Linked DNA regions of Homo sapiens: region 2 is linked to region 1. Evidence: chromatin loops called from intact Hi-C (ENCODE). Cell type or tissue: heart left ventricle. All regions are shown on one strand. Links, peaks and the distances in the headings refer to the core of each region. The heading gives the core; the rest is flanking DNA. Region 1 has its middle 35 kb from the start of PLEKHG3. Region 2 holds the start of LOC105370534 (a long non-coding RNA gene).

Region 1 (12,402 bases), core at 6,547-9,046:
ACCCCTGACTGTGGATGTCAGCAGATGTAAAGGCCACTGAGGACCAGAGGGCAACACAGAGCCCTGCACCCAGAGTTATCCACAGGGTGGGGCTGGGAGCGGGAGAGGCAGGAAGGGGACACACCCAGAGAGGAGGTGACAGTCCAGGCAGGGACTTGGCTGAAATTTTATCCAAGAAGAGGCTGAACTAACTTAATAAAACTAACTAAATAAAACTTAATAAAGCGATTCTCCTGCCTCAGCCTCCTGAGTGGCTGGGATTACAGGCATGCGCCACCATGCCCAGCTAATTTTTGTATTTTTAGTAGAGACAGGGTTTCTGCATGTTGGTCAGGCTGGTCTTGAACTCCCAACCTCAGGTGATCTACCCACCTCGGCCTCCCAAACCTGAGAGGCGGAGGTTGCAGTGAGCCGAGATCACGACGTTGCACACCAGCCTGGGCAACAAGAGCGAAACTGTCTGAAAAAAAAACGTAACTTTCAATGAGTTTTGGCAAATGTGTACAATTGCGTAACTATCACCTCAGTTAAGATAAGGACAATTCCATCACCCCGAAAAGGTTCTTCATACCTTTGTGTAGTCAGTCATGCTCCCCTTACCCCCTCACCGACCTGATGTCCATCTCAGTAATTTGGCCTTTTCCAGAATTTTATATGAATAAAATCATGTAAAATGTAGCTTTTTTTTTTCTTTTTTTTGAGACAAGGTCTCACTCCTGTTGCCCAGGCTGGAGTGTAGTGGCAAGATTTCAGCTCACTGCAACCTTGACTTCCCAGGTTCTTGTGATCCTCCCACTTCAGCCTCCCGAGTAGTTGGGACTACAGGCACAACCGCCACACCCAGCTAACATTCTGTATTTTTATAGAGACAGAGTTTTGTCATGTTGCCCAGGCTGGTCTTGAACTAGGCTCAAGCAATCCACCTACATGAACCTCTCAAAACGCTAGGATTTCAGGCTTGAGCCACCGCGCCCAGCTTGTGCTAAACTTTTAAACGTTATTTCCTTTACTATCTCAGCTTCCTCCTCCTCCACTCAGCCTTCTCTGCGAATTGCTTTATATGGACAAAACTGGGACCAGCAGCAACCTCCACAGCTGCCCCAACCCCACCACCAGACCCTTGTGTGACAACAGTCCCCAGGGTCATGGGTCTGGATCGTTGACATTCTAATCTTATTGGTTCTCTGCAACACTTTCTTTGGGTTATTTCTCTCTTTTTTTTCCCCCACCTCTTAGGACACAGAAGCTCTTTCTTCAGATCCCCCCCACTTATAGCCCCCTCCTCTCCTCCTCACCTGTTGGCCCTCTGCCCTGGCAGCCTGGTTCCCCAGGGAATCCATGCACAAGGGCCTCCCTCCCTTCCATGCACTCCTCCCCTTCTGCACAATCTTCCTCCTCTCTTCTCATCGTCTGTCTTCTATCACCTTGTTTTCTGTGCCCAGGCCCTCTCGTGATCTCATTTGCCACAGATACACCCTGCTGCCCAGCTCCTGCCCGCAGGCATCATTTGATCGATGGGTTTGAGGTTTGTTGACAGTTGGGGTTTTTCTCTCTCAGTGAGGAAGAAGCAAGAAACCTCAACACTGCAATTTCCTCAACTCCCAGTGACGGTGACAAATTCTGAGGCTCCAGGGCGGGGGCTGTGTCTTCACATGCCCTGTGGAGTGTTGTCCTCACAGTGGTAAATAAATAAGGAGGTGAAAAGGTAAGACAAGAGGGAGCAGCATCTGTGCTTAGGGGCAGGGCTCAATTTGTCTGATGTGGGAGGACCTCAAAGGTGTCTCTCTTCTCACCTAGGCCAGACATTTGCAAGCTGACTGCCCTAAAGGAGCTGTACACACCTTCTTCATCCACCATGTGCCTTAGCAAAGGGTCACACCCAGGGAACTGAAGCTCTCTCTGTGTCTCTAGGGGTGGGAAGGCAGTGTCTGTGGTTATCCACCTCCATTCAGAGCCAAGTGAGTTCAGACTGCTGGGTTCTCGTCCTAAACTCTTTCACCGACTACCCCTGAGGCCTTGAGCAAGTGACCTAACCTCCTCCTCGTGCTTCTGTTTCCCCATCTTTACAATGACAGTCGTCATGGGGACAAATTCACTGGGTTGTAGTACAGATGGAATGAGAGCAAGCCGTCGCGCAGAAGACGTGCTCAACAAATGGAAACCACTGCTATCATTTTCATTCTTATTATCTCAATTTAGGAAACAAGGATCCCGACATTGCAAGCTATTCCAGGTGAAGCTAAAAAGAAGATAATCCCCAAGTCTCTGGGTAAAGAAACTCACTGCCACCCTCAATCAAATCAAAGCCAGATTCCGTGATGTTGGTAGTGAAGGGGAAGTCCCCCCAGGGGTGGGGTGGAGTGAGGTGTGGCTTTCCTTACCCATTGGTGGTACCAGTGAGACGAGGGAGAAATCTCCCAGGAAAGGTGAGCCTTGGAGGGCAAAACACAGCCAAGAGATCTAACCGCTTTTCCCATGTGGAGAGTCTCCTGCCAGCCAGAGCCAATCTCAGGAAATATGAGTTCGATTTTATTAAGGAAACCAACACGTTTCCTTCTGTCTAATGTAGCCTCTGTGTTATTCACATTGTTGGCTCCCAGGATGTGAAATGTCATCCTAGTACAGAACCCAGAAAAGAGTGGGCTGAATGTCTCTTTAGAGAGCTTTAGCCAACTATTTAAAAAAGTGGAGTCTACCTTCCTAACAGAGTTAATAATCACATGCCTTTATAGGAAGCAGTAGTAATAGTTGTGGTAATAATAACAGCTGACTTTTTCTCTTAGCAGTTGCAGTATAAGGTTCATAACCATCCTGTTAAGATGGTATTATTTATAGTCATCACTCAGTATCTTGCTGGGATTGGCTCCAGCACCCCCTTGGATACCAAAATCCACGGATACTCAAGTTTCTGATATAAAATGGTATAGTATTTGCATATAACCTAGGCACATCCTTCCATATACTTTTTTGTTTCTTTGTTTGTTTGTAACAGAGTCTTACTCCTTCGCCCAGGCTGGAGTGCAGTGTCATGATCATAGCTCACTGCAGCCTCAAACTCCTGTGCTAAAGCAATCCTCCTGCCTCAGCCTCCTGAGTAGCTGAGACTACAGGTGCACCACAGCACCAGGCTGATTTTTTTTTTAAGTTCTTATAGAGACAGGGTCTTACTAATGTTTACGAGGCTGATCTCAAACTCCTGGGGCCTTAGGCGATCCTCCTGCCTTGGCCTCCCAAAGTACCGTTATTACAGATATGAGACACTGTGCCTGGCCAACTTTCCTATACTTTAAATCATCTCTAGATAACTTATCATGTCAAATATTAATACAATGTAAATTCCATGCAAATGGTTGTTATACTATATTGTTTTTATCTGTATTATTTTTGTTGTATTGTTGTTTTTATTGTTGGGTTTTTTTCAATATTTTCTATCTGTGGTTGGTTGAATCCACAGATGTGGAAACTGTGGATATGGAAAGCTGACTGTATTAGAATTTTATAGAACAAGAAACTAAGGCTTCATTAATTTAAATAGCCTGCTAGGATCATAAAGATGGGAGGCATTCTCCAACCCTTGTTTGATTCTGGATTTGAACTTGGGTCAGCTTGAATTCAACGCCAGAGTGCCTAACAGTATTTTGTCTCTTAGAGGAGTCTAGATTGCAACTGCATTTCAACCTAGTAAGAAAAGCATGTATAAGATCTGCTTTCTTTCTGATCTCCTCTGGGTATTTGTTTTCTTATGAAAGTCTGAGAAAGTCGCAAAGTTCAGCCCCAAAGAATGAACAAGTGGTTCATTTCTGCCCCCTAGAGGAGGTAAGGAAGGTCATGGTTAAAATGAGTGTTCAGAATCGCAATAGATCCAGCCCTGCAATAGAGCCAAACCTAAAAACAAACTACTTTCAGTTCATGAAAGGGAGGTGATAATGGGTTAGGGATTATCTGGATCAAGAGTGAGAACAGTGTATCAGGGTCCTGCCTGGATATATACTGGATATATATATATATATAGTGTGTGTGGAGATATATATATATATATAGTGTGTGTGTGTGTGTGTGTGTGTGTGTGTGTGTGTATATATATACAGCTTGCATATATATATATACAGCTTGCATATATATATATACAGCTTGCATATATATATACAGCTTGCATATATATATACAGCTTGCATATATATATATATACAGCTTGCATATATATATATATACAGCTTGCATATATATATATATATATACAGCTTGCATATATATATATATACAGCTTGCATATATATATATATATATATACAGCTTGCATATATATATATATATATACAGCTTGCAAATATATATATATATATTTACAAGTATATATATATATATATATATATATATATATATATATATATATACACTGTTCTATCAGGGTCCTGAATAGACTCATTCTAGTCTAGTATTCAGACTAGAACTTTCATCTTTAACATGTGCCCCAAATGATTCTTTCACTAAGGCAACTTTGAGAAACAGGTGCATATAATTTATTCATCCAGCAAGGGCTTGAATAACACCTTCCATCCACAAGCCACTGTTACTAAGGCATTTGCTGGACCCCAAGGGAGTGGAGTCCACATCCCTGTCCTGAAGAAGCTTGGTCAATTACACTATCTCTCAGGGCCTTGCCTTTGTTATTGAGAAAATGGCTCATCTCTAAATGGTGTGAGAGCCAGGAGACCCATGTTGGACGTGCAGACAGGGTGCACTTTACTTAATCTCCTTGGACCTCAGTTTCCTTGTCTACAACATCAGAGGGTGAATACTCATCAAGCTTCCTCCTGTGGCAAGATTCTGAAGTTCCCAGGCCCTGTGGAGAGCGTACAGGGAAACCTTACTTAGGTGACCTGCTTAGGAGTCTGGTCTCCATGACTGTGCAGATCCACCTCCTGCCAAATGGCTCATGACAATCCCAGGAGCAGGCTGTGGTCTCCCTGATCCTGAGGTTCAGAGCTTTTGGTGTTCCCGTCACTGGCATTCACGCCACACTGTAGGAGCCTTCTTTTCATTGATGTAAACTCTGTTCACAAAAAGGGTCTGGGGAAAATAAAGTTGATTTGGAAAAAGAAATTTCTCTAGAAACCCAAATAAGGCTTCTTATTTCTAGAAACCCCCAAATAAGACTTCCTGAAATGTGGAGTCAGATGAACCAGCCTTTAAATCCTAGCTCTGTTACTCAATAGCTGTGTGATTTGAGGCAAGTCATCCATTTTAAACTTGGTCTCTTCATCTGTGGAATGGACATAAAAAGAGTACCCAAAGCTGGGTGTGGTGGCATGCACCTGTGTTCTCAGTGACTTGGCAAGAGGCTGAGGGAGGAAGGTGACTTGAGCCCAGGAATTTGAGGCCGTAGTGCACTACAATCATGCCTATGAATTGCCACTGCATTCCGGCTTGGGCAACATAGTGAGACCTCATCTCTAAAAATATATAGGTATAATAGAATAGTTTGTATCTCACTGAGTCATGGTGAAGATTAAATGAGACTAGACTAATACCTGGTGCATAATAGGTATGCTGAAATATTTCCTTTTTTTTTTTTTTTTTTTTTTGAGACGGAGTCTCGCCCTGTCACCCAGGCTAGAGTGTCGTGGCGCGATCTCGGCTCACTGCAAGCTCCACCTCCTGGGTTCACGCCATTCTCCTGCCTCAGCCTCCCGAGTAGCTGGGATTACAGGCGCCTACCACCACGCTCGGCTAATTTTTTTGTATTTTTTAGTAGATACGGGGTTTCACCATGTTAGCCAGGATGGTCTCGATCTCCTGACCTCGTGATCCGCCTGCCTCGGCCTCCCAAAGTGCTGGGATTACGGGCATGAGCCACTGCGCCCAGCCTATTTCCTATTGTTATTACGATTAATACTGCTGATGCTAGTTTTACCTTCAGAGACTGTTACAATTGGAAAATAAAGAAACAGTTCATAGTCAGGACCCCACCCAAGGATTTAGCACCCAAATCACTCCAGAGAACTCCAGCTCGACCTTGGCAGTCATCCAGGATGCCACATGTCCTCTCACTCTTGTTTAAAGATGTCCTAATAGAGCCAAACTTCTTTTGCCAAATTTCTCAAAATGAGTCCTTTAGTGGATCCTTGGGCTTATAGTACCACTACCACATCATCCAAGGGGCATGGCCATCTGGGTTTGAGGTTACAGAAAAAGAGAGGGGCCTAGGACCAGGGCCAAGGCAAGCTCATAGACACTCCTTGCAGGAGCAAGGTCAACAAGCAAGACCCATGAGGACTGAAATAAGGATCTACTTGACACTCAGATTGACTGCATTTGGAGAGCCAATAATTGCTGCCTTTGCCCTTATAATAAACTACAGCTTTTGAAGAAAATTTAAAAACAAAATAAAATCCACAAAAACATGCAGGCATTGCTGGGCAGCAGCAAACAAACATACTGGATTGTTCAGAAAGACTGCTAAGATCTTAAGAGCAAATTGTTTATAAACTGCAGAGAAAAGTTGTAATAAGAACTGGCTTCAGCACTAAAACACAGCTTTTGATTCTCCACCATCTCACTCCAACCCAAGAGAATAGCAGCAGCTGTTAGGTGTAAGGGAGCCTGTGGGCCTATTTAGGGGTGAGGGTAAGGTATAGAGGGGCACAGGCTCTCATCTCACAATTAACAAAGGGCCCCACATTCTGGCTTTTGACATTAGCTCCAGATGACAGGTCTGAAAGAAGCAATGTTCAGGATAGAACTCTCAACTTGTGTTCCTCACTGCCTGTAGAGCACTGTAAAATATTTAAAATGTACCCTGGAATTATCATGCAAAAACACATTACCTTTACTATTTTTTTCTGTGATAGAAGTATTAATTTGTCAAATGTAAACATTTAAAATACACCACAGTAGCATGCACCTGTGGTTCCAGCTACTTGGGAGGCTGAGGTGGGAGGATTGCTTGAGCCCAGGAGGTTGAGGCTTCAGTGAACCATGATCGCGCTACTGCACTCCAGCCTGGGTGACAGAGTGAGATTCTGTCTCAAAACAAACAAACAAACAAACACACAAACAAAAAACACCACCGCTCTCACCATCTTTTGGTGGGGGGTGTTGGCATTTCTTCATATTTTAATATACTAGGAACCTCAAAAAAATGGAAGTAACTGTGGGTCACTCTTGTCTTCTGAGAGGCCCTGGCACAGACCTGGGGATGGGAGTGAAGAATCAGGGCAGCCCTGGATGTAACTGTCTCTCCTGCAGAAGTGGTTGCTCCCTAGTCCAAACAGGTTTTTATCAGAATCTCTTTACTTCTCCATAAGAGGTAAAGATCAGTCCTCACCTTCTCATTCACCCACGGAAGAGACGCATTGCAAGGACAAACCCTGAAAATGTTGCTGGTCCAACCAAACTGACAGGGCCCCTGAGTATATCCACAAGAGGAGTGCCTGGCACCAGCTCTACACCCATCTTAGCAGGGTATGAACCACAGACAGCACTTTCCTGGGGGGAGGGATTCTTGACTGTTCTACACCATGTCCCAGAGAATACCAACAAGTTTTCTTTTACCTCTTATGTAAACTTCCAAAGCCTATGATAAAATAAATCAAAATTCTAACCCAAGCATTCACCATCTGCCCCATCACCATATAATTAAGATGATGTACTTAGCCTTGAAATACAGAACTTTTCTGTTAGCCTGTCACAAAAGGTTCACAGTTTCCCTCTCTGGCTTGGATATGGTTTGGATATTTGGCTCCTCCAAATCTCATATTGAAATGTGATCCCAGTGATGAAGGTGGGGCCTAGTAGGAGGTGTTTGGGTCATGGGGGCAGATCCCTTATGAATGGCTTGGTGCCCTCCCCATGGTAATGAGTCCTCACTCTATGAGTTTGTAGAAGATGTGATTGTTTAAGACAATGTGGCACCTGCCCCGCACCTTGCTCCCTCTCTCACCATGTGACAGGCCTCCTCCCCCTTTGCCTTCCATCCATGACTGTAAGCTTTTTGAGGCCCTCCCTAGAAGCAGATGCCAGCATCATGCTTCCTGTACAGCCTGCAAAACCGTGAGCCAAAAGAAACCTCTTTTCTTTTTTTTTTTGAGACAGAGTCTCACTCTATTGCCCAGGCTGGAGTGCAGTGGCATGGTTTTGGCTCACTGCAACTTCCGCCTCCCGGGTGCAAGAGATTCTCCTGCCTCAGCCTCCCGAGTAGCTGGGACTACAGGCATCCACCACCATGCCTGGCTAATTTTTGTATTTTTTAGTAGAAACCGGTTTCACCATATTGCCCGGGCTGGTCTCGAACTCCTGACCTTGTGATCTGCCTGCCTCAGCCTCCCAAAGTGCTGGGATTACAGGTGTGAGCCACCATACCCAGCTACCTCTTTTCTTTACAAATAACACAGTCCCAGGTATTCCTTTATGCCAACACAAAGGAACTAACACAGACTTCCTCTCTTGAAGTTAATAAAAATGGATGATGGACACAATCCAGCCAGAGTGCTGGCAACCAACACCCAGTCACAGATAAATCACAGCTACACCCTTTTCTCACACGGGGTGCCAACATTGCAACCTTTAGATGCAATCTTTTTTCATGAACTGTAACCAGCAGGAACATCCAGGAAGAATTACAGAGTTGATCCAGAGCTCCCAGAGTTTCTGTCTTTTTCAGTGATGAATCACTCACTCGATAAATATATTTTTAAGGCAGTATTTTAAAAATTGAGGTATAATATACATAACATAAAAGTCACCATTTTAAAGTTTACAATTAGTTTTCTCTCTGTGTGTGTGCGTGCATGTGTGTGTGTGTGTGTGTGTGTGTGTGTGTGTGTGTGTGTGTGTTTAGACAGGGTCTCACTCTATCTTCCAGGCTGTAGTGCAGTGATGCAATCATGGCTCACTGCAGCCTCAACTTCCCAGGCTCAGATGATTCTCCCACTTCAGCCTCCTGAGTAGCTGGGACTATAGGTGCATGCCACCACCCCTGGCTAACTTTTTTGTGTGTTTTTTTGTATGGACTGGTACTTTTTGTTACTTAGGTTAGTCTCCAACACCTGGGCTCAAGCAATCATCCTGCCTTGGTCTCCCAAAGTGCTGGGATTACAGGCATGAGCCACTGCACCTGGCCTATGTGTTTTAATATATTCACTGTCTTGTGCAACCATCCCCACTCTCTAATATCAAAGCATATCTGTTATCACAAAACAAAACCCCATACCCACTATAGTTACTCCCTATTACCTCCTGCCCTTAGTCTCTGGTAAACCATCAATCTACTTTCTGTCTTTATGGATTTGCCTTTTCTGAACATTTCATGTAAATGGAATCATGTGATAAGTTACCTTTATTTTATTTTATTTTTTTGAGATGGAGTCTGGCTCTGTTGCCCAGGCTGGAGTGCAGTGGCACAATCTTGGCTCACTGCAATCTCCGCCTCCTGGGTTCAAGCAATTCTCCTGCCTCAGCCTCCTGAGTAGCTGGGATCACAGGCACCTGCCACCACGCCTGACTAATTTTTGTATTTTTAGTAGACATGGGGTTTCACCATGTTGGCCAGGCTGGTCTCGAACTCCTGACCTCAGGTGATCCACCTGCTTCCGCCTCCCAAAGTGTTGGGATTACAGGCATGAGCCACTGCACCTGGCTGATAAGTGACCTATAGTGTCTGGCTTATCTCACTTAAAGTCTTCAAGGTTCATCCATGTTGTTGCACGTGTCAGCACTTCATTCCTTTTTGTTGTCAAATAATATTCCATTGTATGGATATATAACATTTTATTTATCCATTCATGAGTTGATGGACACTTTGGGTTGTTTCCATTTGGGGCTATTATGAGCAATGCTAAGATGAATATTCACGTGCATATTTTTGAGTGAACACGTGCTTTCAATTCTTCCGGATATACACCTAGAAGTGCAATTGCTGGGTCTTATGGAGCTTCTGGGTTTGCTGAGGGTATAGACAAGGTCACAGAACAAGAGCAAAGATACTCTGAAAGCACAGAATCCAGGCCCTGTGGTATAAAAACACACACTCCAATAAACTAAAATGAAGTACTGGTAATTTAGTGGATTTCTGAAAGTTCTTACCATTTATGGGCAGAGAAACTACATACAGGGGCTCTGGTGGTCTTTGAAATAATTTACTGACAATTTAGGCATGGAAATGTGAGTAGGTCATAAAGTTTGAGGAAAATAATAATTTTGGATGACTCTCTTTAAGTACAGTCATGGGCCAAATAGCAACATTTTGGTCAATAATGGACCGCCTACATGACAGTATTATGATGGAGCCAAAGAATTTCTATTGCCTAGCGACATCATAACATCTTAGTGCAACACGTTGCTTATATTTGTGGTGATGCTGGCATAAACGAACCTATTGCACTGCCAGTCGTATGAAAGTACAGCACATGCAATTATTTACAGTACATACTACTGGGTAATGATAAACAGCTATGGTACCGGTTAATGTATTTATTATTCCATACTTTTTATCATTATTTTAAAGTGTACTCCTACTTATAAAAAACATATTTTGGCCGGGCATGGTGGCTCACGCCTGTAATCCCAGCACTTTAGGAGGCTGAGGCAGGCGGATCACGAGATCAGGAGTTCGAGACCAGCCTGGCCAACTTGGTGAAACCCCCATCTCTACTAAAAAATTACAAAAATTAGCCAGGCATGGTGGCAGGTGCCTGTAGTCCCAGCTACTCGGCTGAGGCAGGAGAATTGCTTGAACCTGGGAGGCAGAGGTTGCAGTGAGCCGAGATCACACCACTGCACTCCAGCCTGGGCAACAGAATGAGACTCCGGCTCCAAAAAAAAAAAAAAAAAAAAATCCAGTTAACTTTGAAATAGCCTCAGGCAGGTTTTTCAGGAGCTATTCCAGAATAAGGCACTGTTATCACAGGAGATGACAGCTCCATGCATGTTATTGCCCCTAAAGACCTTCCAGTGGTACATGTGGAGGTGGAAGATGGTGATACTGATGATCCTGACCCTAGGCAGGCCTAGGCTTATGTGGGTGAGTGTGTCTTTGTTTTTAACAAAAAATTTTTAAAGTAAAAAAAAATTATAAAAATAGAAAAAAGCTATTTTTATAATTAAGATATAAAGAAAAAAGCAGCTGTACAATATGTTCATATTTTAAGCTGTTATTACAAAAGTCAAAAGTTTTTAAAAATTAAAAAGTTTATAAAGTAAAAAAGTCACAGAATGCTAAGGTTAATTTATTATTGAAGAAATAAATTTTTAATATAAATTTAGTATAGCCTAAGTGTACAGTGTTTAAAAGTCTATAGTAGTGGAATGTCCTGGGCCTTCACATTCACTCACCACGCACTCACTGACTCACCCATAGCAACTCCAGTCCTGCAAGCTCCATTTATGGTAAGTGCCCTATATAGGTGTACCATTTTTTATCTTTCATGCTGTATTTTCCTATACCTTTTCTAGGTTTGGATTTTTTTTTTTTTTGAGACAGAGTCTCACTCTGTTGCCCAGGCTGGGGTGCAGTGGCGTGATCTCAGCTCACTGCAACCTCTGCCTCCTGGGTTCAAGAAATTCTCCTGCCTCAGCCTCCCTAGAAGCTGCAATTACAGGCGCGCGCCTTACGCCCAGCTAATTTTTGTATTTTTAGTAGAGACGGGGTTTCACCGTGTTGGCCAAGCTGGCCTTGAACTCCTGACCTCAGGTGATCTGCCCGCCTCAGCCTCCCAAAGTGCTGGGATTACAGGTGTGAGCCATGGGGCCCAGGCCGGTTTAGATTTTTTTAGATATACAAATACTTACCAATGTGTTACACTGGCCTACAGTATTTAGTACAGTAACATGCTGTGCAGGTTTAGAGCCTAGGAGCAATAGGCTACACCATAGAGCCTAGGTGAGTAGTAGGCTATGCCATCTAGGTTTGTGCAAGTGCACTCTATGATATTCACACAAGGACAAAATCGCCTTTTGGGGGACACATTTCTCAGAATGTATCCCCGTTGTTAAGCGACACATGACCATAGTTGAAGAAACTCTCAGGCTGGCTTCTTCCTTCTTGAAAGGGATTCGGGGCCATGCCTCTTTAAGACCAAGGAGAATTGACTCCCTTCCCCACCTGCCCTCTTGCCTTCCTGACTCAGACCTTTGCAGCCTTCCCTCCCTTGCAGCTGTTCCCAACGTTTACTGTAAAAAAAAAAAAAAAGAATGCGCTATTGTTTAAAGTGGCAATTAATTGTTCAGCCTCTCATGGGAAGGAGGGAAGCTCTGAAAATGTTAGTCATTAATGCCCAGTGATGGGAAGGTTCACTTTGACCTCAGGAGGTTACAACTGCCATATTTCAAATGGCAGATTTTGTAAAGTTTCATTCCTGTTGAATTAATCTAAAGTACTTCTACTTTGATTAAGGCACCAGGCTG
Region 2 (12,402 bases), core at 4,540-7,039, 230 kb before region 1:
GGAGTGAGCGGAGATCACGCCACTGCACTCCAGCCTGGGCGACAGTGCGAGACTTCGGTCTCAAAATAAATAAATAAATAAATAAATAAAAATCTTAAAAACCAATGTGAATATAGGTTCAAAAGATGATAGTTAAAAGAGATTCATTTTCTTAAGACTACCTAGGATTAAGACTTATAATGTATTCTAGTATTTCAAGTTTACCGCTAGTTACTAAACATAAATTTACAAATAACATATCCATTTTTTCAAACATATAACACTTAAAAGCAAGGGAATAGCCATTATTTCCCTCTGATTCTGTTTTTTTTGCTCTCCTCACTTTTTTTCAAATACAGATTATCATTTCCATATAAAGTTTTCACCAGGTATGTCGAAATCTCTTAAATGGTAGCTTCTGGGGAAATATTCTCTCTCAAATCTTGCATGGATTGGGGTGGATTTTTTAATATTTTATGTATGTATGTATGTATATAGAGATGAGTCTCACTGTGTTGTCCAGGCTGGTCTCGAACTCCTGGGCTCAAGCAACCCTCCTGCCTCAGCCTCCCACAGTGTTGGGATTACAGGCATGAGTCACCACAACTAGCCAGAAGGAATTTAATAATCAAAATGCAATTGGGTTTCAGATATTTTATTGTGGGTTTTTTCCCCCGCAATGTGTGCCTCAAGGACATAGTAAGACTTAGAGCAGACTTTTATTCTCTTTCACCTATATGGACTCTGAGAGGTAAAGGAGTTTGGAATTTTTAGAGAAACCGGGGAAGTGAGGAAAGGGAAGTCAAGAGACTTCTGTTTTGTCCTGGAGAATGGCTAGCAGATGGAGGGTTTACTTCAAGGTAACCCAGGCACAAAATCCATAGAAATCAAAAAACTTGGGTAGTGTTGAAAAGAGTAGTTTTGACTTGGAATAGAGAAGGGGTATATAGAAGCTGCAAGGAATATTTGGAAAATAACATGGTGATTTACAGTTAAAACATTAGATTTTAGTCCTCATTGTAACTTAATAATTCAAGGACCCTAAACAAGTTGCTTATTGGCTGGTCTTCAATTTTCTCATCTGTAAAATAATGACAATAATAAATATACCTACCTCATTGGCTTGCTTTATAAAATGATACACAAATGTTTTCGGTATATGTGTTTCTACATATGACTTAAGGGTTTTAAGAAAAGTAACTCTGGCCTTAAGCCTGAGGTGGTAGAAGGGAGGATAATAAATTAAGGAAGAGGACTGGCAATAACTCAAACTGCCCGATGTGTGAATGTGTGTCTGCTGAAGTGGATAATATGAGACTGTGTACTTTAACAAATTTGTACAAGGTGATTTGTGTGTAACTGGAAAAACTGAGTGAGCATGTTGTGTTGGAGAGGATGCCGTGGTAAAAGGGTCGTGTTAGGGAGGGAAACCACGGGAGATGGAGAAGGAGAAAGGCCAGGCTCCTCCAGGAAGTGGATTTGGAAAGTTACCTCAAGGCACAAAGAGAAAGGGAGCCTTCCTTGTAAGTGCTACTTTGGTTTCTACCTAATCACAGATTCCCAACCCTTCTAGTTCTTTGTACTTTTTTCTCTTTACAATATCCTCTTTGAGAACTAATGAGAGGGCTGGGAGTGGTGGCTCATGCCTGTAATCCCAGCGCTTTGAGAGGCCAAGGCTAACAGATCACTTGAGGTCAGGAGATCGAGACCAGCCTGGCCAATATGGTGAAACCCTATCTCTACTAAAAATACAAAAAATTAGCAGGGCATGGTGGCGTGTGCCTGTAATCCCAGCTACTCAGGAGGCTGAGGCAGGAGAATCACTTGAACCTGGTAGGTGGAAGTTGCAGTGAGCCGACATTGTGCCATTGCTCCAGCCTGGGCGAGACAGCGAGGCTCCGTCTCAAAAAAAAAAGAACTAATAAGAAAGTGCATAGCAAGGTTTGAGAGAACTGAGGTATATTATTAAGCAACTACAGTAGACAGCGCCAAGAACGTAACAATTATCATAAATCTCAGTATGTCACTGCTTTAAAAGCTCCATGATTCCCTATTGCCCTCAGGATAAAGACCAAATTCCTTCCTACAGCACCCACGACTTTTTAAAAGTTGGCCCAGTCTACTTCTGTAGCCCCGTGTCCTGCTGCTCCCTACCTCCCTTCCTGCTGTCATCCCACATTTCCTGTTTCTAACCTCACCAATTCCTCATGGCCCTCACCACACCAAAGTCCTCTTTCTAGCTTTTTGTGTGCTGCTCCTTCTGCCCAGAATAGCCCTTTGTCTCCTTATTGAATTCATATTCAGGTTCTCAGACATGGCTCAAACATCACCTCCTCCATAAAGATTGCCTATTAGTATCCCTTTCCAAGTACCTACAATAACAGTTTATTAATTCCCCTATTATAGTATGCGCAGTCAGCTCTTGACTGCAAACTTGAGAATCATGCTTGTTTCCCAGGATTTAGCATTATACCTGACACATAAGTGCTCAGTAAGTGTTTTTTGATTGATTACAAAAGCTGAACACACAGTTTCACCCTTCCCACCACCTTACTCCAAATTCCATAGCCAAAGGCAGTTACCATTCCACCTGTCTCATCTGGATTTTGCTCTGTTCACTCCAGGTCTTTGCTTTCAATGGTTTTGAAATTTGAGAAAGAAAACAAACAAACAAAAATTAGGAGAGTTTTGGTTAGAGAATAATACCTTTTGTTCTAATAAATTACCAATAAATTAATTGCTAAATCATGTCTTCATTCTGTGCCCACCAGAGGAAAGATTCTGCCTAAGACATGGATGACTCAACAAGAAGGACATGCCCTAATATCATCCAATTTAACACCTCCTTGTTCTCTAGGAAATGACCTATAAACTTAGCAGTTTGTTACTTCATTCCTGGAAGTTTAGCAACAGCCTCCTGACTTCAATTGGTTCTTTTTTTTTTTTTTTTTTGAGACGGAGTTTCACTCTTGTTGCTCAGGCTGGAGTCCAATGGCGCAATCTCGGCTCACTGCAACCTCTGCTTCCCAGGTTCAAGCGATTCTCCTGCCTCAGCCTCCCAAGTAGCTAGGATTACAGGCATGTGCCACCACACCGGTCTAATTTTTTACATTTAGTAGAGATGGGGTTTCACCATGGTGGTCAGGCTGGTCTTGAACTCCTGACCTCAGGTGATCCACCTGCCTCAGCCTCCCAAAGTGTTGGGATTACAGGTGTGAGCCATCACACCCGGCCTTCAATTGGTTCTATACACTATTTTATGTATCTCTTTTATAAATAATTGGATCCAGCTGGGTGTGATGGCTCATGCCTGTAATCCCAGCATTTTGGGAGGCCAAGGCAGGAGGATCACTTGAGCTCAGAAGTTCAGGACTAGCCTGGGCAACATGGCAAGACTCCGTCTTTACAAAAAATACAAAAATTAACTGGGCGGTGGGTGTGGGGGCGTGTGCCTGTAATCCCAGCTACTTGGGAGGCTGAGGTGGGAGGATCACTTGAGCCTTGGAGGTCGATACTGCAGCGAGCTTTGATTGCACCATTGCACTCCAGCCTGGAAAACAGAGACCTTGCCTCTAAATACATACATACATACATACATACATACATACATACATACATACATACTGGTTTTTGTCAACTTGGGCTGAAGGAAGGTAGTGACCCTTCACAGGCAAGGTGTCTACATCAGAGAGCATTTCATTTCAAAATTCAGAATGGTGCTCAAAATGTAAATATACCTGGAAGAAGTAATATGATGATATTAAAGCTCAGGAATTCAATTTCACTCATATAATGTTTGGGGTATCTGCCTCATGCCCACCTTTCACAGTCAGGGGGCAAGGCAAGAAAAACCAGTGATCACAATACAGTGTAATAACTGCTCTTCGGGATGCTCCTGGGGCCCAGATAAAGGGCAGCCTGGGAGAGGTCAGAGAGAGGAGAGGACACAGTCTCAGCAATGATTTTCCAGAAGTGTTGATCCCTCCGCAGACTCTTTAAGCTTAGACATTAGGGAATGTTGGGCAGGGTGTTCCCCCGACACAAGGACCAACATGTGCAAAAGTGCAGAAATGCTGAGAAACAAGTTTGTAAGGGGTGGTACATAGGGGAGGTTGCATTGATCTAAGTAATGTCACATCCTTTCATGAAGAGGATAAAGTTTTGACCCTTTAGTCAGGGGATATTGGCTTCATAGTTATGCCTCGGCCCAGCGCTTATGAAGGTTGTATAATGGATTTTAAATTGCTCAAGCTTCTTCCTACCATATACCAGGATCACATTTTCTACCAAAGTGGTGGTATGGAGACATACAAATGTGGACTCGCAGCCCGGCTCTGTGACTTATTAGCCGTGATGAAACACTGTGGGAAAGGTACTAACTTCTCTGTTCCCTTTCCCTCATTTGCAAAATGGGAATGCACCTTCTTCATGGAGTTGCTGTGAGAATTAAAGGAGAGAATCCACATTACACACGGTCTGACATATGTATTAAGTATTCCATAAATGTTAGCTATGATGAAGATGATTCCAATGGACCTAATAAAGATGTAAGAACAAGTGGCTAGTAATCAAGGGATGGTAATTAACTGCAACCGAATCCCAGAGTTAAGAAAAGTCTTAAGAAGTCACTTAATATACTCCTTTGCATCTAAGATCAATGCTTAAATCAACACTGTTCGACCCTACCTGCCACCAAGGGCTCTAACTATACTCAAGGAAAGATTGGGAGTAGAGGGAAAGGGTGAAAGAAAATCACAAGTAGAAAGAAGGGAATGAGAGATAAAGGGAAAAGGAAGCGGAATGATAGGACAAATGAGATAGAAAATACACTTTCGTGGCACATCTACTATTTAAGTTGCCTATTCCTGACTTCAATCTTCCAAGGCAAGTGATGACTTCATTCAAGTTAAAAAGAACCAAAGGAAGAACTGGGAACTCCAAGAGGTCAATATATCCAATAATTCCAGAGAAGTCCAGGTATTAAAAGATCATAAGTAGAAGGAAGTGTTAAGAGTCATCTTTTATCTTTTTTTTTTTTTTTTTTTTTTTGAGATGGAGTTTCACTCTTTTGCTCAGGCTGGAGTGCAGTGGCATGATCTCGGCTTATTGCAACCTCTGCCTCCCAGGTTCAAGCAATTCTCCTGCCTCAGCCTCCCAAGTAGCTGGGATTATAGATGTGGGCCACCACGCCCAGCTAATTTTTGTATTTTTAGTAGAGACAGGGTTTTGCCATGTTGGCCAGGCTGGTCTCGAACTCCTGACCTCAGGTGATTCGCCCGCCTCAGTCTCCTAAAGTGCTAGGATTACAGATGTGAGCCACCGCACCTGGCCATCTTTTATCTTTTCTAATGAGCCGTATGTGTGTGTGTGTGTGTGTGTGTGTGTGTGTGTGTGTGTGATGTTCCCTCACTGTTGCCCAAACTGGAGTGCAGTGGCGTGATCTCGGCACACTGCAACTTCTGCCTCCCGGGCTCAAGCCATCCTCCAGCCTTAGCCTCCTGAGTAGCTAGGATTACAGGTGCACACCACTTTGCCTGGCTAATTGTTGTTGTTGTTGTTGTTGTTGTTGTTTTTAGTAGAGACAAGTTCTCATTACGTTGCTCAGACTCTAAGAAGCTCTTTATCAAACTTGAGAATATTTAGAGAATCTCTAGACAGATTATTGTGCGTATTAAGACTACTGATGTTATGAGGGGCTCGGAGACTCTCGCAGATACAAGCAAAAATGCTAGACCAGACATTTACAGGTGAAATCTCTCTCTGAGAACCAAATTTTAGAGGAGTAGTCAAAGGGAAACATCCTTATATCATCCATGTACAAATCAATGAATGCTACTATCATCACCTATTTGGTAGGAGGAATTTTAAAAAGGCCCAAGCTGTCAGTAGTTTGAACAAAATGGTGTTCCCTTCTGGGGCTTTTCAACATCGACTCACACGCCCATGTGATTCTGACCTGCTACTCTTTTGTTGCATTATTTTGTTAAGTGTTTACTCCTGAGAGATGATTCTGTCCTAATTATCTCTTACCCACATGTCTTTCGTTTTTTAGTTTGTGTTCTAGTTCATTTTCAGAGCGTTCGCTCTCATGACTGCTGTCTTTCTTTTGGTTTTTAGATCTTCTTCCTTCTCTTTCTTTAGTTCCTGGTGGTTGAGCAGGGATAATGCTGAACTGGGGCCAGGTGTTAATTAAGCAAAATAAGTCAAGCAAGTCAAGACTTCCAAGCATTTGGTTTCAGGTAAGTTAACCACCACAGCATTTCCTTAGAAATAATTTTATTTTGATTTGATTTCTGTAAGTCCTCTGGTTGGGGCTGTTATCTTTCTGCTGTGTGACAAAGCAATGCAAAGAGGATGCGTCAAGATACAGACGAATGACATTATTCAGCAACAAGGCAACAGGGCAGAGCCTTGTGCCAGAGGCCTCAATCCAGTCCTCAGCAAAATCTTGAGGACATTTTTTGATGTCACTATCTGTTTCTGGGGACATAGAGGTTTTTGTCTTTTTGCCAGAAGGAAAATTGGGTAGTGAATTTTCTGATTTGAAGGTTTATTCCTAACCCATGTTTCATTCCTAAACAACAGAGTAAAGACATCATCATGATGAACAAACAACTTTTAGTGTATATTATGTGTAAGACGCTGGCCAGGCACCAGGAGAACACACAGAGAGAATACATAATTTATACTCGGATGATTTACTATCTTGAGGAGATTAGATATATGCATTTAAATACATACATACATTTTAACAAACAAATAAAAACTACCAGATAACACATACCAAGTGCCAAAGGGTAATATATAAGTAGGTTGACCATATGGCCCAGCTTGTCCTGGACAGTCCCAGTTCATACCTGTGGTTTCAGAGTAATTGTGACCCTTTTAACAAGCAAATATACAATCTGGATGATAAATTATATGGTCACCATACGTACAGACCACTAATCTAGGAATCAAGAGGAGGGGGTGATTATCAATGGCTGGGGCAGTGGGTGGTGAGTTCATGGAACTCGTAGAACTTGAGCTGGGCCTTGAAGGAAGAGTTAGGGCAGAGGCAAGGGGCAAGTAGTCTATACGAAGAAGACCAAGAACAAAAGCACCAGCCAGGCGTGGTGGCTTATGCTTGTAATCTCAGCACTTTGGGAGGCTGAGGCGGGCAGATCACCTGAGGTGAGGAGTTTAAGACCAGCCTAGCCAACATAGTGAAATCCCATCTCTACCAAAAAAAAAAAAAAAAAAAAAAAAAATTAGCCAGCTACTCAGGAGGCTGAGGCAGGAGAATCACTTGAACCCAGGAGGCAGAGGTTGCGGTGAGCTGAGATCGCGCCACTGCACTCCAGCCTGGGCAACAGAGTGAGACACCATCTCAAAAAAAAAAAAAAAAAAAAAAAGAACAAAGGCACCAAAAGGAACATGGGAATAAAGTACAGTCACTGCACTACTCCAGGGGACACTGTTCACATTATATTCTCTGTGAATAGTGTCCTCTGGAATGTGCAAGTGTCAGCTCTAAGGGTATGTCATATTTGGGAGCAATTGGAAAATTAGCTGGAGAAGAGAATTTGTGTAAAGGATTTGTGTGAGGTAAGAATAGAAATAAGTATTAGCTGGTTGTGGTGGTGCATGCCTGTAGTCCCAGCTACTTGGGAGGCTGAGGCAGAAGGATCACTTGACCCCAAGAGGTTGAGGCTGCAGTGAGCTAAGATCACGCTACTGCATTCCAGCCTGGGTGACAGAGCAAGTCCCCATCTCAATTAAAAAAATTTTTTTAAAGAATAAAAAGAAGTAAGAAGCAGATAGTGGAGGATATTAAATGCCAGGTTAAGATATGTAACTTTCATCCTATAGGTGATAGGAATCTAACTGAAGAGTTTTGAATAAGGAAATGATACCTACAACAATATATTTTTAAAAGAATAATATTCCCAATGAAACTGTTGAATGTATTAAAAGGAAAAGGAAGACGAAGGAGAAGAACTAGTTTCAAAACTATTGGGAATGCATAGGAGAGAAATGATGAGTCTGAGCTACAGTAGTGGCAGTGGGAAAGGGAAAGGAAAAGAGACTTGAGAGAATTTGCAAAGGCAGGATTGATAAGAGTTTGGTAACTGGCCAACAATGCAAGAAGAGGGAACAGTCAAGAAGGACTCAAGATTTCAAACCTGAGTCACTGAGAAAATGATGGTATCATTGATGAATGTGGAGAAGTTGAGAGGAGGGAGGACTTAACTTTGAGGGGAAAGATAAGCTCTGTTCTAGACAAGATGAGTTTCAGACATCCATTTGGAAATATCCAGTAGGAAATATTAAGTTGCAGCTGAGACAGGAGATCATGACTAGAGATGTGGATTTAGGAATTCTGTGGAGCATTGAATAATTGAATGAAAAAGTGTTTTCCTTCAAGATCATAAGTGGCAGACAGCCCAAGATTATCACTTGGGTTGCAATTTTATTGGTAGAGTAGATAGGAATATAGGTTGGAAACATAGCAGAAGAGATCCCAGAGGTGGAAGTAAAAAGACAGTGTGGTACGTCAAGACGGCAAAAGGAAAAGAACATTTCAAGCTGGAGAGGTTGGTCTACAGGGCCAAATGCCGGAAGGAGGTCAAAGAAGATGAAAATTGAGAAAATTAATAGTTTTTGGTGGTGAGGATGACGCTGTGGACTTTAGAGGGTATGATTTTATTGTGGTTTTATAGATGTGCTCCATGTTTTAAGGGTGAGGGATGAGTAGGTGGCAAGTCAAGGTAGATAATGAATGAAGGCTGATTTTGTGAGAAATTTGGCAGTAAAAGAAGAGAAAAATGGGATGAAAGTTCAAGGAATAGCCACTACTAAGAAAGAATTTTTTTTCCTTTTCCTGAGACTGGGTCTTGCTCTGTCACCCAGGCTGGAGTGCAGTGGCACCACCAAGGCTCACTGCAGCCTCAACCTCCTGGGCCCCAGCGATCCTCTAACCTCAGCCTCCCATGTAGCTGGGACTACAGGTGTGTGCCACCATGCCCAGCTAATTAAAAAAAATTTTTTTAGAGACAGTCTTGCCATGTTGCTCAGGCTGGTCTTAAACTCCTGGGTTCAAGTGATCCTCCTGCCTCAGCCTTCCAAAGTGCTGGGATTACAAGTGTGAGCCACTACTCTTGGCCAAGGAAGGATTTTTAAAAATATATATGATAAGGAGTTTATGTTACATGTTGGACTATAGATAGCCCTTTATTTGCTTAGAATAAATTCTGATTTTTCAAATTGCTCGCAGTACCTTTTTCCTCTGAATTCTATGCAAGAAGTTTACTACATCAAGGGAAGAAGAAAATACAGATAGGACAAGATCTGATAAAGGATTCAATAGTTACTTATCAAAAGATTAAAATGGACTTAATCTCCTTCATGTAGCTGGGGCCCTTTTCTATTCAGGCAGAAATTTAGGTTAGAAGAGGATATCTCTAAAATACTGAAGAAGATTTTTTGCTTGCTTGTTTTTTGTTTGCTTGTTTTTAGAGACAGGGTCTTGCTCTATCACCCAGTCTGGAGTGCAGTGGTGTCATCATAGCTCACTGCAGCCTCAAACTCCGGGATTAAACAATCCTCCTGGCTTAGCCTCCCAAAGTGCTGGGATTACAGACATGATAAGCCACTGCACCCAGCCTGTTTGTTTTTTTTCGAGAGTTTTCTAAAGCCCCCAGTGCACTCCCCAGTTTAAAAACCTTCAGTGGCCTACAGATTCCCCAGCCTGACATCCTCATGCTTTCCACTTTCCCAGCCACCATCGTTCAGGCCCCGGTTACTTCTCCCCTTGATGACTATAATAGTCTGTCTCCTATCTCTCTTCACTCTAGCCATCCTACATACTGCTGCTAGCTTAATTTTCCTAAAGCACAGTACTGATCCTATCTGTGCCTTGATAAAAGCCTTCAACGAATTACCATTGTCAACTGAATTAGGCACAGGTTCCTCTACCTGACTGTTAAAGCCAGCCACAATGTGGCCGTGGTTCACCTCTTCTGTCTTAATTTCTATACTTTCCATATATATAAACTGATTTACAGGCATAAAAATGTGTCACCTAGTCCTTCTATTTGGAGTGGCCATATGACATTTTCCTATTAAAAAACAACAAGTAATTTACACACAAAAGCGGGAAAAAGAAGGTGTGAGGGTCATTTTTGCTTGTTTTTTGAGACAGGGTCTCTTTTTTTTGAGACAGTCACTCAGGCTGCAATGCAGTAGCATGAACCTGGCTCACTGCAGCCTCAACCTTCCAGCCTTAAGTGATCCTCCCACCTCAGCCCCCTGAGTAGCCGGGACTACAGGCATGCACCACCATGCCTGGCTAATTTTTTGTTGTTGCTGTTTCTTAGAGACAGGGTTTCAATATGTTGCCTCAAACTTCTGGACTCAAGCAATCCTTCTGCCTCAGCCTCCCAAAGTAGTGGGATTACAGGCATAAGCCGCCATGCCTGGCCTTCATTTTTCATTTCCTGTTAAGTGTGATCTTGCTGTCTGAACCCTCTCCCCAGAATTTGCTTTGTAATTTTTATATGGCATTTAACAAATGCTGCCTTATATTAGAATCATTTGTTTCCTTCTCCTATCTCCACCCCACTAGAGTGAATGCAGCCTGAGGACAAAGACCATATGGTCCTCATCTCCGATCTCCGCCTTGCACATGGGGCATTCAATAATTTTTCTAAAATTTCCTGACTATATTGAAAAGAGGTTGTGGGTTGCCCTTAAATAACTCTGCCATTGCTTACCATTTCTCAAGATGTTCTTATCCTTTCCTATCAAGACACATGCTTTTTTTTTTCTTTGATGTAACACATGTATGTCCTTATATGGCTATACAAACATTATTTGTTGCATTTTAGGTAGCTAGAAGACAGGCAGTTTTTACTGTTTAATCTAGTTTATGGAATGCTCAATTGAAAGATTTACAAATATAAACTCTTACTAAATCTTTTAAAATAATAATTTTAATCATAACTCTACTTACAGAAGATTATTTTATAAATCAAGTGTTCTTAAACCAGGATGGAACTATATATAAAATTAAGTATTTGTGTATAAATGTATATTTTTCTCTGTAGAGAGGGTGCATAGCTTTCATTACATACAGGAGTTTGTTACCCAGAAAGAGTAAGAACCATTCTTATGAATCACTACTTCTACAGCAATGTTTTTACTTTGTCCTAACTCATTACTTGCAAAGGAATTTTTTAAAGTACCAGTAGTTGTTTCATAGACAACAGAACCAGTCAAAGAATCATTTAGGATAGTTCCTGATGCTACTTCCAAACCTCTACCTTGTCCCCACTTTGCTACCAGTCTTGCCTTCAGCTTAATTGAAGAACAAAATAATGAGATCACACACATGATGTACAAAGACCTCACCATCTGCCACATACATCTTCCTTTTCACGCCTTCTTTTGGAGGCCTCTGCTATTTTCACAGGAGATTTTTATCCAGATTCCCACTATGAAAATTCTTGTCCCTCTCCCTCTCCCGTCTCCCTCTCCCTCTCCCGTCTCCCTCTCCCTCTCCCGTCTCCCTCTCCCTCTCCCGTCTCCCTCTCCCTCTCCCGTCTCCCTCTCCCTCTCCCGTCTCCCTCTCCCTCTCCCGTCTCCCTCTCCCTCTCCCGTCTCCCTCTCCCTCTCATGCCGAGCCAAAGCTGGACGGTACTGCTGCCATCTCGGCTCACTGCAACCTCCCTGCCTGATTCTCCTGCCTCAGCCTGCCGAGTGCCTGCGATTGCAGGCGCGCGCCGCCACGCCTGACTGGTTTTCGTTTTTTTTTGGTGGAGATGGGGTTTCGCTGTGTTGGCCGGGCTGGTCTCCAGCTCCTAACCGCGAGTGATCCGCCAGCCTCGGCCTCCCGAGGTGCTGGGATTGCAGATGGAGTCTCGTTCACTCAGTGCTCAATGGTGCCCAGGCTGGAGTGCAGTGGCGTGATCTCGGCTCGCTACAACCACCTCCCAGCCGCCTGCCTTGGCCTCCCAAAGAGCCGAGATTGCAGCCTCTGCCCGGCCGCCACCCCATCTGGGAAGTGAGGAGCGTCTCTGCTTGGCCACCCATCGTCTGGGATATGAGGAGCCCCTCTGCCTGGCTGCCCAGTGTGGAAAGTGAGGAGCGTCTCTGCCCGGCCGCCATCCCATCTAGGAAGCGAGAAGCGCCTCTTCCCCGCCGCCATCCCATCTAGGAAGTGAGGAGCGTCTCTGCCCGGCCGCCCATCGTCTGAGATGTGGGGAGCACCTCTGCCCCACCGCCCTGTCTGGGATGTGAGGAGCGCCTCTGCTGGGCCGCAACCCTGTCTGGGAGGTGAGGAGTGTCTCTGCCCGGCCGCTCCGTCTGAGAAGTGAGGAAACCCTCTGCCTGGCAACCGCCCCGTCTGAGAAGTGAGGAGCCCCTCCGTCTGGCAACCACCCC

Evidence for each region. Hi-C counts contacts between places; a loop is a spot of excess contacts. Peaks named below come from ENCODE experiments on the same cell type or tissue, not always from the same donor. Only the 100,000 strongest peaks of a DNase experiment are listed, where the experiment ranks them.
Region 2: it touches region 1 in a loop (5-fold over the local background); 50 of 110 quality-filtered maps call a loop at or near these places.

The regions. Positions count from the first base shown.
Region 1 is chr14:64,663,113-64,675,514 of GRCh38, reverse strand. No RefSeq gene overlaps it. Among named protein-coding and RNA genes, the nearest start is that of PLEKHG3, 35 kb to the left of the region's middle. RefSeq lists an enhancer at 1-129. In heart left ventricle, for the core only: no CTCF peak of the experiment used is centred there; no DNase peak of the experiment used is centred there.
Region 2 is chr14:64,895,888-64,908,289 of GRCh38, reverse strand. LOC105370534 (a long non-coding RNA gene) reads left to right here and starts at 6,162. Exons shown (of 3, transcript XR_943942.3): 1 at 6,162-6,218. In heart left ventricle, for the core only: no CTCF peak of the experiment used is centred there; no DNase peak of the experiment used is centred there.